3 separate regions of the Homo sapiens genome follow, and regions 1 and 3 are each linked to region 2. Evidence: chromatin contacts called from ENCODE Hi-C or POLR2A ChIA-PET data. All regions are on one chromosome and are shown on one strand. The core of a region is the stretch at or near the end of the contact, and the rest is flanking DNA. Distances in the headings are between cores, read along the strand shown. Region 1 holds the start of TENM3 (teneurin transmembrane protein 3). Region 2 overlaps LOC105377572 (a long non-coding RNA gene). Region 3 holds the start of TENM3-AS1 (TENM3 antisense RNA 1).

Evidence for each region. Hi-C counts contacts between places; a loop is a spot of excess contacts on that map. ChIA-PET counts read pairs that join two places held with the same protein, here RNA polymerase II (POLR2A). Pooled maps may share reads with other maps.
Region 1: a map of Caco-2 shows a loop between it and region 2 (5-fold over the local background). The contact joins the promoter of TENM3 here to the enhancer-like site in region 2. A Hi-C loop is called at or near these places in 4 of 168 maps with a recorded cell type or tissue (Caco-2, mesothelial cell of epicardium, prostate gland and 1 more). POLR2A ChIA-PET finds 5 or more read pairs at or near these places in 2 of 52 experiments (Caco-2 and MCF 10A).
Region 3: a map of prostate gland shows a loop between it and region 2 (4-fold over the local background). The contact joins the promoter of TENM3-AS1 here to the enhancer-like site in region 2. A Hi-C loop is called at or near these places in 6 of 168 maps with a recorded cell type or tissue (Caco-2, MCF 10A, gastrocnemius medialis and 3 more) and 1 of 50 pooled maps. POLR2A ChIA-PET finds 5 or more read pairs at or near these places in 4 of 52 experiments (H1, HEK293T, MCF 10A and 1 more).

What each region holds. Positions count from the first base shown.
Region 1 is chr4:182,241,672-182,245,330 of GRCh38, forward strand. It overlaps TENM3 (teneurin transmembrane protein 3), which reads left to right and starts at 1,731. Exons shown (of 28, transcript NM_001080477.4): 1 at 1,731-1,805.
Region 2 is chr4:182,206,588-182,209,936 of GRCh38, forward strand. It overlaps LOC105377572 (a long non-coding RNA gene), which reads right to left. Exons shown (of 3, transcript XR_007058400.1): 3 at 1-3,349. It also overlaps a transcript of TENM3 not described here. Among named protein-coding and RNA genes, the nearest start is that of TENM3, 35 kb to the right of the region's middle. RefSeq lists a silencer at 855-1,054 and an enhancer at 2,129-2,630. Within about 2 kb of position 1,689, at least 2 of the 41 ENCODE cell types and tissues checked have a DNase peak (open chromatin) inside an H3K27ac peak, as active enhancers do; they include mammary epithelial cell, where a contact is called at or near this core.
Region 3 is chr4:182,143,265-182,146,886 of GRCh38, forward strand. TENM3-AS1 (TENM3 antisense RNA 1) reads right to left here and starts at 1,251. Exons shown (of 5, transcript NR_125905.1): 1 at 1,075-1,251; 2 at 783-876; 3 at 439-580; 4 at 174-281. It also overlaps a transcript of TENM3 not described here. RefSeq lists an enhancer at 1,508-2,496.

The DNA.
Region 1 (3,659 bases), core at 481-2,980, 35 kb after region 2:
GCTAATTTTTGTATTTTTAGTAGAGACGGGTTTTCCCATGTTGGTCAGGCTGGTCTTGAACTCCTGACCTCGTGATCCACCTGCCTCGGCCTCCCAAAGTGCTGGGATTACAGGCATGAGCCACTGGGCCCGGCTTTCCTTTTCCCTTTCTTTTTCCAGACAGGTAAAATGCACAAGGCTTGACCGTTCTTTTAAAAACGCTTCTCCACTGAAATGACTCTCCGTGGTCACAAATAACCTCTTTATTCCTGAAGCCAGTGGACCCTTTTCAGTTTTGCTCTCATCTGTTTTCTCCACTGTCAGCCACATGCCTTTTCCACCAATTTGCCTTCTTTTTTTTTTTCCTCTCTCTTTTTTTTTTTTTATTTTACTTTAAGTTCTAGGGTACATGTGCACAAGGTGCAGGTTTGTTACATATATATACATGTGCACAAGGTGCAGGTTTGTTACATATATATACATGTGCCATGTTGGTGTGCTGCACCCAATAACTCGTCATTTACATTAGGTATATCTCCTAATGCTATCCCTCCCCACTTCCCCCACCCCATGACAGGCCCCGGTGTGTAATGTTCCCCTTCCTGTGTCCAAGTGTTCTCATTGTTCAGTTCCCACCTATGAGTGAGAACATGCGGTGTTTGTTTTTTTTTCCTTGCAATAGTTTGCTGAGAATGATGGTTTCCAGCTTCATCCACATCCCTACAAAGGACATGAACTCATCCTTTTTTATGACTGCATAGTATTCCATGGTGTATATGTGCCACATTTTCTTAATCCAGTCAATTTGCCTTCTTAAAACTTCTTGGTGGCCCAGCACGGTGGCTCATGCTTATAACCCCAGCCCTTTGGGAGGCTGAGGTGGGTGAATTGCTTGAGCCCAGGAGTTTGAGACCAGCCTGGGCAACATGGTGAAAACCCGTCTCTACAAAAAATACAAAAATTAACCCGATGTGGTGGCACTTGCCTGTGGTTCCAGCTACCTGGGAGACTGAGGTGGGAGAATCACCTGAGCCTGGGAAGTCGAGGTTGCATTGAGCTGAGATTGCGCCAGTGCACTCCAGCCTGGGTGACAGACTGAGGCCCTGTCTCAAACAATAAAACTTACTGGTTTTCCTGCCTGATTGCTTTCTCTGAACTGTACCCTAGATCTTCCTACCGTGGTGGTTCAGATGAGAGATGATGGTAGCCTGTATGTGGGTAGTGCTTATCAGAGATGGAAATAAAATTGACAAGAGTTGATAATGTATTAGAAGCGGAGGCTAAGAGAGAGGTAAGCAAGATAATCACTAGGTTTCTGACTTGCATAATTGGGCGGTGATGTCATTCACTGAGATTAGAAGCATTCCAGGGCGACTATGTGGTAGAGAGGCTACAATGAATTCAACTTTAGATGTATTGGAGATGTGTTTAGAATGTCTTAAGGGTAAATGTCACATAGGCTTTTATTTATTTATTTATTTGAGACAGAGTTTCGCTCTTGTCGCTCAGGCTGGAGTGCAGTTGGGTGATCTTGGCGCATTGAGACTTCCACCTCCCGGGTTCAAGCAATTCCCCTGCCTCAGCCTCCTGAGTAGCTGGGATTACAGGCATGCACCACCACGCCCAGATAATTTTTGTATTTTTAGTAGAGGCGGGGTTTCACCATGTTGGCCAGGCTGGTCATGATTTCCTGACCTCAAGTGATCCGCCCACCTCGGCCTCTCAAAGTGCTGTGATTACAGGCATGAGCCATCGCACCTGGCCATGAAGGCTTTTAGATGGGTCTGGAGCTTGGAGGAGAAGTCTGAACTAAGGATAAACTAAAGGTAAGTTGCTGAGTCATCTGTAGAGAGGTGGGAATTGAGGGCACGGATGAGACAGCCTAGAAGAAAAGGAGGAGAAGATGAGAAGAGAGTATCGAGGTATTGGAAACTGGGGAGGGCAGACAAGTCTAAAAAGGAGACTGGAAAAAAGTAGTTGAAGATGGAGAGGGCAAATCTGGGCAGTGTTGGGACACGGAAGCTGAGGAAAAGAGCAGTTCAAGATGCTTGAAATGAACACACCAAAAATACTGTGAACTATTCAGCACGTCCTTGTTTTATAAGTAAAATTCATAGTCACATCAGCGAAATAATTTTAAATGTATGTCTGTTGACTTAAATATTGGTTTTCTTTTGTGACTGAGGTTCCAGTACTTAGGAAAGGAAATGAAAGAGAGGCAGGGCACTCAGGGCTGACTGTCTTCTCAAAGTGCTAACTGATAGACTCTTCCAAGAATGGAATCATTTGTGTTTTCTTTTTTTTTTTTTTTTTTTTTTTTTGAGACGGAATCTCGCTCTGTCGCCCAGGCTGGAGTGCAGTGGCGTGACCTCGGCTCACTGCAAGCTCCGCCTCCCGGGTTCACGCCATTCTCCTGCCTCAGCCTCCCGAGTAGCTGGGACTACAGGCGCCCGCCACCACGCCCGGCTAATTTTTTGTATTTTTAGTAGAGACGGGGTTTCACCATTTTAGCCGGGATGGTCTCGATCTCCTGACCTCGTGATCCGCCCGCCTCGGCCTCCCAAAGTGCTGGGATTACAGGCGTGAGCCACCGCGCCCGGCCTCATTTGTGTTTTCTATTAAAACATATAACCCAGGGTATTAGACCACCATGGTGGTCACGGCGATCACAAAATATTTTTAACTGGTTTGCTGTGAGCTGATTTAGTGTTCTGAAATTTTATTATCTTGACTGGTAGAATTATTGGAACCAGCCATACATGTTAGAGTGATTGACAGCTACTTCTGATGAGGCTTTTATTGGATCTCAGGCAGCCTGCAAGTCACTGTCCTTTGCATTCAGATGCATTTATTTCCACAGCCTCCAGGGTAGCTAATGTTATTTTTCCTTCCCATTCCGAAATTTTAAGATGCCTCAGCTTTAGCCTGGCTCCTAAACTGATGGACAAGAGGAGAATATGAAGAGGAAGACGGGTCTCCTGGAATCCTCAGTTCCCAGGCTCTTCCCTCCAGTGGTCCAGGAACACTTTTGTCCCTGTCATAGATTTGTGTAATTCTCATGATGTGTAACATATGGAAAGAAAAACCAAGTTTTGTGTAGCCTAATAGATAGCTGTTTAGGAAACCATTCCAACTGTCCAGCTTTCTGAGAGTTTGCAAATATCACTTTACTTCTTACATTAATAGAGCCTCATGCAAATCAAATCATGTTGAACTTTATTAGCTATGCTTGATGTTATTTATGTTCTAATTAAATTAATGAGAATCTTGCATTTCTTCACAAAATTAAATTTCTAGAGTCTCTTTTTATTGTAATGTCTACATTCCATAATCAATGAATGCTTTTAATCCTCTGCAGTGATACTTTCTAGTGTTTTGGGAATGAAGCAAAGGCTTCAGAAACATTCAAAACAATCGAGTGTTAGGCTGTGCTATTGTTTGTTTAATGGGCAGAGGTCACTTGCTATGGGAATACTGAGGGTCTGCATGCTGGAATCATTCTCTTTTTGCCCAGGATGGGATCATTGGGTGAGTTTACTTAATCCATGGGCTTTGTTTCCCAAGACTGTGTCAGGGAACAAGACACAATTGTTTCCAGCCCCAGAGTCCTCTTGAGAGAGTGGCTCCAGCAACTTTGCTCTGTCTCATGTGATGTAGCATCCTCCGGCATCATTTAGAAA
Region 2 (3,349 bases), core at 439-2,938:
AGACATGGAGTCATTCATTCAATAAATATTTACTGAGAACCTTTCGTGTTTTGTGCTTGCTTCATGTCAGTTACTTGTGCTAAAAAATAAGGTGGTTTCTATTCTTTTCTTCCTCCCCTGGAAGTCATTCCAGAGTTTTTGTCCCTTCCCAATAACTCAATTTCAGATTATTTGCTCAAGGAGTAAAAAATTAGCAGAAGTTACTGAGTATTCATCTGGGGGACTTCATTCTAGCCAGAGAATTTGGCATATCAGCCTAAATTCTCTAGACTTCAAAATTCCCGTTCTTTCTTTCTCTCTCTTTTTAATTTGTAAAATTCCTATCTACTATTATTATCTCTAAGTCCCTGCATGTTTGCTAATGTCACGCACTCAACATAAGCATGAGATGCTCGGAAATTTGTTTGCTAAATCATCTGGCAAATGGTCTTGTTGATGTCTGCTGAGCTGCTCAGAGCCTACAGTTGTTAAGTACTTATTACAGGAACCCAGCAGGGCAAATTAAGAAAGCTACATGTATGCTTGTTATTTTAGGACTATTATGCTATGCTTCTGAGGGGGCTGCATATTGGACTTTCTGACCTGAAAGGACTTGCTGTTCTTTAGTCAGAGGTTGCTGCGTGGAATCTGAATCTTTGACCCGGCAACAATAAAAGTGATTATCTTCAAGGGGGAGAATGTCCTCTAGTTGCTTTTCATAGTTCAGCCTGCTGGAAAATGTAAAACACTTATTTAGGCAGCTCTAGGTTCACTTGGTATGTCATATTTTATAACTAAGCTGGGAGCTTTTTCTACTTACACATTAAGTTATTTACTTCATTTTTAAATGTAAGTGCTTTATCTAAACAGGACTCCAAAGCTTAAGCTCTTAGCACAGGGTGAGCATGCTTCCCAGCCCATGCAAAAAGATATGTGGCGGGGCAGAGCTGTTATTAAAATTATAGCTGATGCTCCCCCTGCTTTTTTGGGGAGTGCATATTACAAATTGAAGCTGCCAGCTAAGTAACTTACACATCACTTAGGGTGGATTTTAAAATAACTATACAGCTCCTTTAGTCTTTCTAAGAACTACTTATAAAGCAAATTTTGGGTGTCTGAAAATTTCTTAATATGTAAAAGCTTGGGAAAAATATGATCAAAAGTATTTTAAGTGCATTAACTTTAGAACTCCTAAAAATGCCGATTTTCTGGAAAACAGGAATTTATTATTGTCATCACTTTAGACTTTCATCTTTTGTAATGTATTGTGTTCTACCAAAGCTCTGCCTTTGGTACCTTCTTTTGGCATCACAGCTGTGCTTAAAATACCTTTCCAGCAGTTTAAGTTATCTCAAATGGTCATCTGGTTAAAAATGCTGCTGCTGCTGTTGCTGTAATTTACAAGAGAATGTCCTTGAAGTCGTGTGTTTCCTCAGAAGTTTTGTCAGTTTCATAAGCCTTAAAAATGTAAGTGTTGCAAAAGAGAGTTGGCCTTTCCCTTTCTGTTGTAGATATTTTTTAATAATGCAAGCTGCTTAAGCACAGAGTTAATGTCCAACATGCCTTTTTCTAGCAGGAGACTTTGTACTTTATAAATGCTTTATGATGTTAAGTATTTGTGAGAAGTAAAAGAACTTGACTTTTCAAAATAATAAAAAGCACTGGGTAATCACCCCATTAAGAAGTCAGATGCCAGATCTGAATGTACCTTAACACGTCAGTTTCTATGAATATGCTCATGATTCACTTTCTGGGAATCTGCCTGTGTTTCTCTCATCTCAAGAGCAACAATTACTTCTCATGAAGACTCTAGGGCAGGAGTCAGCAAACAATTTCCGTAAAGGGACAGATAGTATTTTAGGCTTTGCAGGCCAGGAGTACAAATTAAGAATAGTGTGAAAGTATTCCACACATTTCCACACATTTTACTGACAAAATTTTAATATAGTAGTAATGAAAGGGTATACTTTTTAAATGTAATACAGGTCTACTAATGAGAAGAATGGATTGTTGTGGGGGAGAGTTGACATTTTGCCTAATTAGAGTTCAAAGGTAGCATTTCTTATCAAAAACCATTCTGAGCTCAAGGGCCATATAAAAGTAGGCAGCAGGCTGGATTTGGCCCACAGGACCATAGTATGTCCTAGAAGGGGGCTTTGCTCAAAGTGTGTTCTTGGGAGCAGCTGATTTCATGTCACTGCGGTGGCCTCTTAGACCTGCAGAGCCCAGACTCCACCAGAGGTTCTCAGGCTCATCTGATCAAACCTGTGCTTGCCTCTGTTGCAACGTTGGTTTAGTGGTCAAAGTATATTTCCTATCTTTTGGAAATCCAGCTGTCACTTTCCATGACGTCCTTCAATTCAGCCTTCACATTCACATGGGCTCAGCTGTCCCTCTTTTTTTTTGTTTTTTTTTTTTTGAGATGGAGTTTCGCCCTTGTCGCCCAGGCTGGAGTGCGGTGGCACAGTCTCAGCTCACTGCAACCTCCGCCTCTGCGTTCAAGCCATTCTCCTGCCTCAGCCTCCCAGGTAGCTGGGATTACAGGTGCGCGGCACCATGCCCGGCCAATTTTTGTATTTTTAGTAGCAACGGGGTTTCACCACGTTGGTCAGGCTGGTCTCGAACTCCTGACCTCAAGTGATCTACCCTCCTTGGCCTCCCAAAGTGCTGGGATTACAGGCGTGAGCCACCGCATCCAGCCCAGCTGTCCCTCTTTAAAAAAAAAAAAAAAATCGTTGTTTTGACACTGCCATGCTCTACCTCCCATCCCATCCCCCACACTCAAGGCAGGTGCTTCCCAGGCACCTTGTGTGCGTGTGGCCCCACTGTGCATGCTCATGCAGTAGAGCTCCCGTCCCCACCACTAGATCAAAGCTACACTCAAAGGCTGCCAAGACTCCTGCTGGCAGACCCAGTCTTTGCTGTCCTAAACCTCTGCTTGTCCTTTGACACTGCTAGGAGCCCCCTTCGCACCAGAATAGCTCCTCTTTGCCGATATATCTTAAGGTCTTAAGGTATAGCCGAGTAAAGTTCTTGAAGAAACATTACCTGGTGGCCTGGGAGAATTCTTCAGGCACAGTTAGTAATTGTGTAAATGCGTCTGTTACCATTTGATGGGGGTATTAACTGGGCTTGGGAGTACAGTAGCTGAATAGGACCTTGCCTGGGGTAGGAGTCTGGGGCTTTGAGAGGTAGATGGAATCTGAAGGTGCACGAACATAGCAGCCCGTGGGGGTACTGATGGGTATTCAATTCTCAAGAGAATGAGATCCAAGACTGGCTCTCTCTCTCAGTTGATGAGACCTAGGTGAGTGAAGTCATCTGCAGGGGGAGGTGGGGTAGAATTAACTCATTCATGTCTCAGTCCACT
Region 3 (3,622 bases), core at 1-2,500, 64 kb before region 2:
AGACAATTGTTCTGCTGCAGTGCCCACCAGGGGCTGGTAAGGAAGTCTGAGTGTTTACTGCCTCCCTTCCCTGTCCAAAGGTCATTTGCGCTTTTCGGTCTCGGACGAAAGAACACTGTGGAAAGGAAGGCGCGGGTCATTTTCAGAGGCTCTGCAAAGGACGGGCCGCCTACCGGGGGTGGAAATCCTTAATTACACCCTTCTGCCTCGGAATCCGTCTTCCCGGCAGTGTCTTGCACTGCCACCTCCTCGGGTGACTCAGCTGACCTGAAATGCCCACCCTACGGAAGATCAAGAAAAGTAGTTTTCTAAGAAGGTTAGAGGTTTGATTACACAGAGAAGTGTTTCCACTTAAGTCCAAAGCAATTACCCGCCCCCTCCCCCAGGGCCGCCTCCCCGCCACCCGCAGCAGAAAAGGACAGACCCCCACGCACGTACCCCCATTTTGTTGGTGCGTGTGAATTTCAAATGGCGCAGTAAGTTCATTAGTGTTTTCAATCGGCGGCGGGCAGACCCCTCATCAGAGCCGAAAGCCGGCAAGAGCCATTCATCAGCGTGAAGTGTTATTCACGGATGACCCCTAAATCACGGCGAGAGTAGTAAAGGCACTGATTGGTCACAGCATGGGAGCCTCGGTGCTTTCCCGAACCCGACGCGGCCGGGAGGAGGGAAGGAGGGAGGGGCGGCGAACGTGGTTCAGTCCGGCAAATCCCATTTGACAGAAAAAGGCAGTAAACGGGGAATCTCTTTTTTTGAATAAAGAAGAAGAAGAAATAAAGTACCTGTCATCTTGACAAGTGGCGGAGCGGAGGAGTCAAGGATTATAAATGATCACAGCCAGGTCCAGCTCGCCCCGTGATTGGGCTCTCCCGCGATCTGCACCGGGGGAAGCGCATGGTAGGCTCCTCTCCTCTCCTCCTCTCCCTCGCACACTCCCGCACACACACACACACACACACACACGGACACGTGTACGCGCCCGGGCTCGGGCACACTCGGCCCGGCGCGTCCCCCGCCGCACAATTACGGTCCTGGATGCCGCTCCCTGGCCGGGCGTCCCGCGGGCCTCCTCACCTGGCCCTTCTCGCCTTCCTCCTCCCTCGCCTCCCCGGTCCTCCCGCTCGCGGGCTGAACCCCGAAAACTCCGGCCCGGCCTGGTCCGCCGCCTTGGAGGAGGCTGGAGGGGCCGGCGGGCGGGGAGAGGGGGAGCGCGGGGGAGAGAAAGAAAGTGAACTCATTGGCGCGCGGGCGCCCTCCCCTCCCGCGTCCCCGGGCCGCGCGGCCGGGGGCGGGCAGGGAAGGAAGTTGTAACACTCGCGCCCCCTCCCCGCCCCCGCCCCGCCGGCGCCCGCTCCCCGCTCCCTCGGCGGGGCCCCCCTCCCCCGCGCCCGGCTCCTTTGAATTTGGCCCGGCGCGGTGTGCGCGCGGCTCGGGCGGACGCGGCGGCTGCTGCCGGGGAGCGAGCCGGCGGCGCGGGCGAGCCGAGCGCGGTAAGTGCGGCGCCGCCGCCGGCGCGCCCTCCTTCCTTTATGGGGTCCTAGTGCCGGGCCGCGGCGCCGGGAGCTGGCGGGCGCGAGCTGGGACGGCGCGTGGCCCCGGGAGGCGGCGGACGCGGGGACATCTTCTCAGCGCGCGGATTCTCTCCACGGTCCGGCCTCCCCGTCCCCGCCCCGCCCTCGCGCCAGCCACCTCCGGCCGCCGGCTCAGGTGGGAACTTCGCCGGCGCCTCTCGCCCGGGGAGCCAGGCGCCGCGCCCCCGTACTGGGGAGCCCCGGGGTCCCTGAGGAAGGCAGTCCGGAGGCTGGGCGCCCAGTGGGGGCGGGGAGGGGAGCCCGCCAGGTCCTCTTCGGCCCCCGATGTGTGGCGAGGCCCCGCGTCTTCTGCGGGGGCGTCTTAACAGGATCCTGGGGGGCTTCCAGCGAGCGGAAAGCCCCGGGATGTCACCGCTTTCCGGGGCAGGCAGGGGACAGAAGGCTTCTGCAGCGATCAGGGAGCCAAGTTGAAAAGGAGTGAAGGAGGGAGAGTGCGGGGCGAGGGGTAGCGTGGGGAGTGGTGGATCACGGCTGAAACTTGATCGGGAAACTCTGGATGGGGTTGGAAACACACACAAAATATCCTGAGCTGGGCGTTTCAAAAATTACGAATTTATGAGCCTGCAACTGAGATTCTAAGTCCCTCTCGTGTTTTACAACCGATTACAAAGAGCTTCACGTATTTTAGGTTGAGGCGGGTTGTGTCTGATTGATCTTTGCTGAGCATCTTACTATGCAGCTTGGATTCCATTCTTACTGCCTCACCTTTAAGGTAGCTGGAGTGGTAACTTGTTAATTTTTATTGTAGAGAGAGGGTAACAAGTACTTGTACCGTGTAATACATCACACACGTGTGTTTCCCCAAGTCACTGTAATTTGGAGGTAGAGAAAAGTTTCCAGGTACGTGTGAGGAGGTGCAATGGAAATGAAAGGCTGAGAGCTGTCCTAGACTTTTTACAGGGCCCCAGACGGCTGGGATGCCCGAGAACAGGACTGTCTCTTCATCATGCTCTATTTCTTATCTTCTGACAATGTATTTTGTCAAACATTGGTAGACTCTGGCAGAATCCACTGGGTGGTCTTTTCACTAGAAATAGACATATGTTGAGGCATTACCTTTCCCTTCTCTTGTCAAAAGAAAAAAGGTGGATATGGCATCTCTGGAAAGCTTGGAAGAGTATCCCAAAAGATGGTATTGTAACTGAACAGAACTTGGTGATTTGATCCCTTAGTGAATTTCTTTAAAATAATGACGCATATCCCTTTTTCCCCACTGCCTACTTGGAGAAGTATTTGTAGTCTTTATGTATTAATATATTGAGAACAGACTGACTTTAGAATTAAGAGCAACTGTGTAATAATAATTATCTATTTTAATATTTCAATTAAAACAAGATTTTATAAATTCAACAATCTTGCTTTGTGCATTCCTTAATACACTTTTAATTATCTAAAACTTCGAGCATGTATATCTTAATATATAAAATTCTTGTATGAGCCCTGAAAGTTTGGATTTGTAATTCTAAATGCAGAGTAAATATTTAATTCTTGATCTAAGAGTGAGAGGTTAGTTCAGTAATAAGACTTGCTAATCCCACTTTAAAATGTCATGGCATTCACAAATTATTCCTAAATTCTTCAAAGATAGGAGTTTATAATGAGTTTAGTTATTCTATTGTGTATTTCAGGATTGTCTGTATCTCTTCCTGTTGCATTTCCCTTAACAATCTTGTTCTTTTTTTCTTACACGAATTTTATTATTCCTCTTAATCAAAGATTTTTTTCTAATAGTAAACAAATATATCTTATGTTAAATAACTTAGAAAAGAATAGTTAGAAAAAGTAGTTCAAATCAAACACACATTTTACATGCACTGCACAGTTTTTATAAAAAATGTAGTTGTACTAATCACCATGCTAACGTTTATATATTTGGAAAACTCTGTGAACCCCCTGTGCCAATAGCTTTATGTTAGCAACCTATGCACCCTAATGAGGATTACTTGATTATTGGGAATAAAGCAGATAGATTTATGGAATTGTGACTAGTTATTCCTCCAAACGGGATTATTTTGCATGGCTGTGTTTAT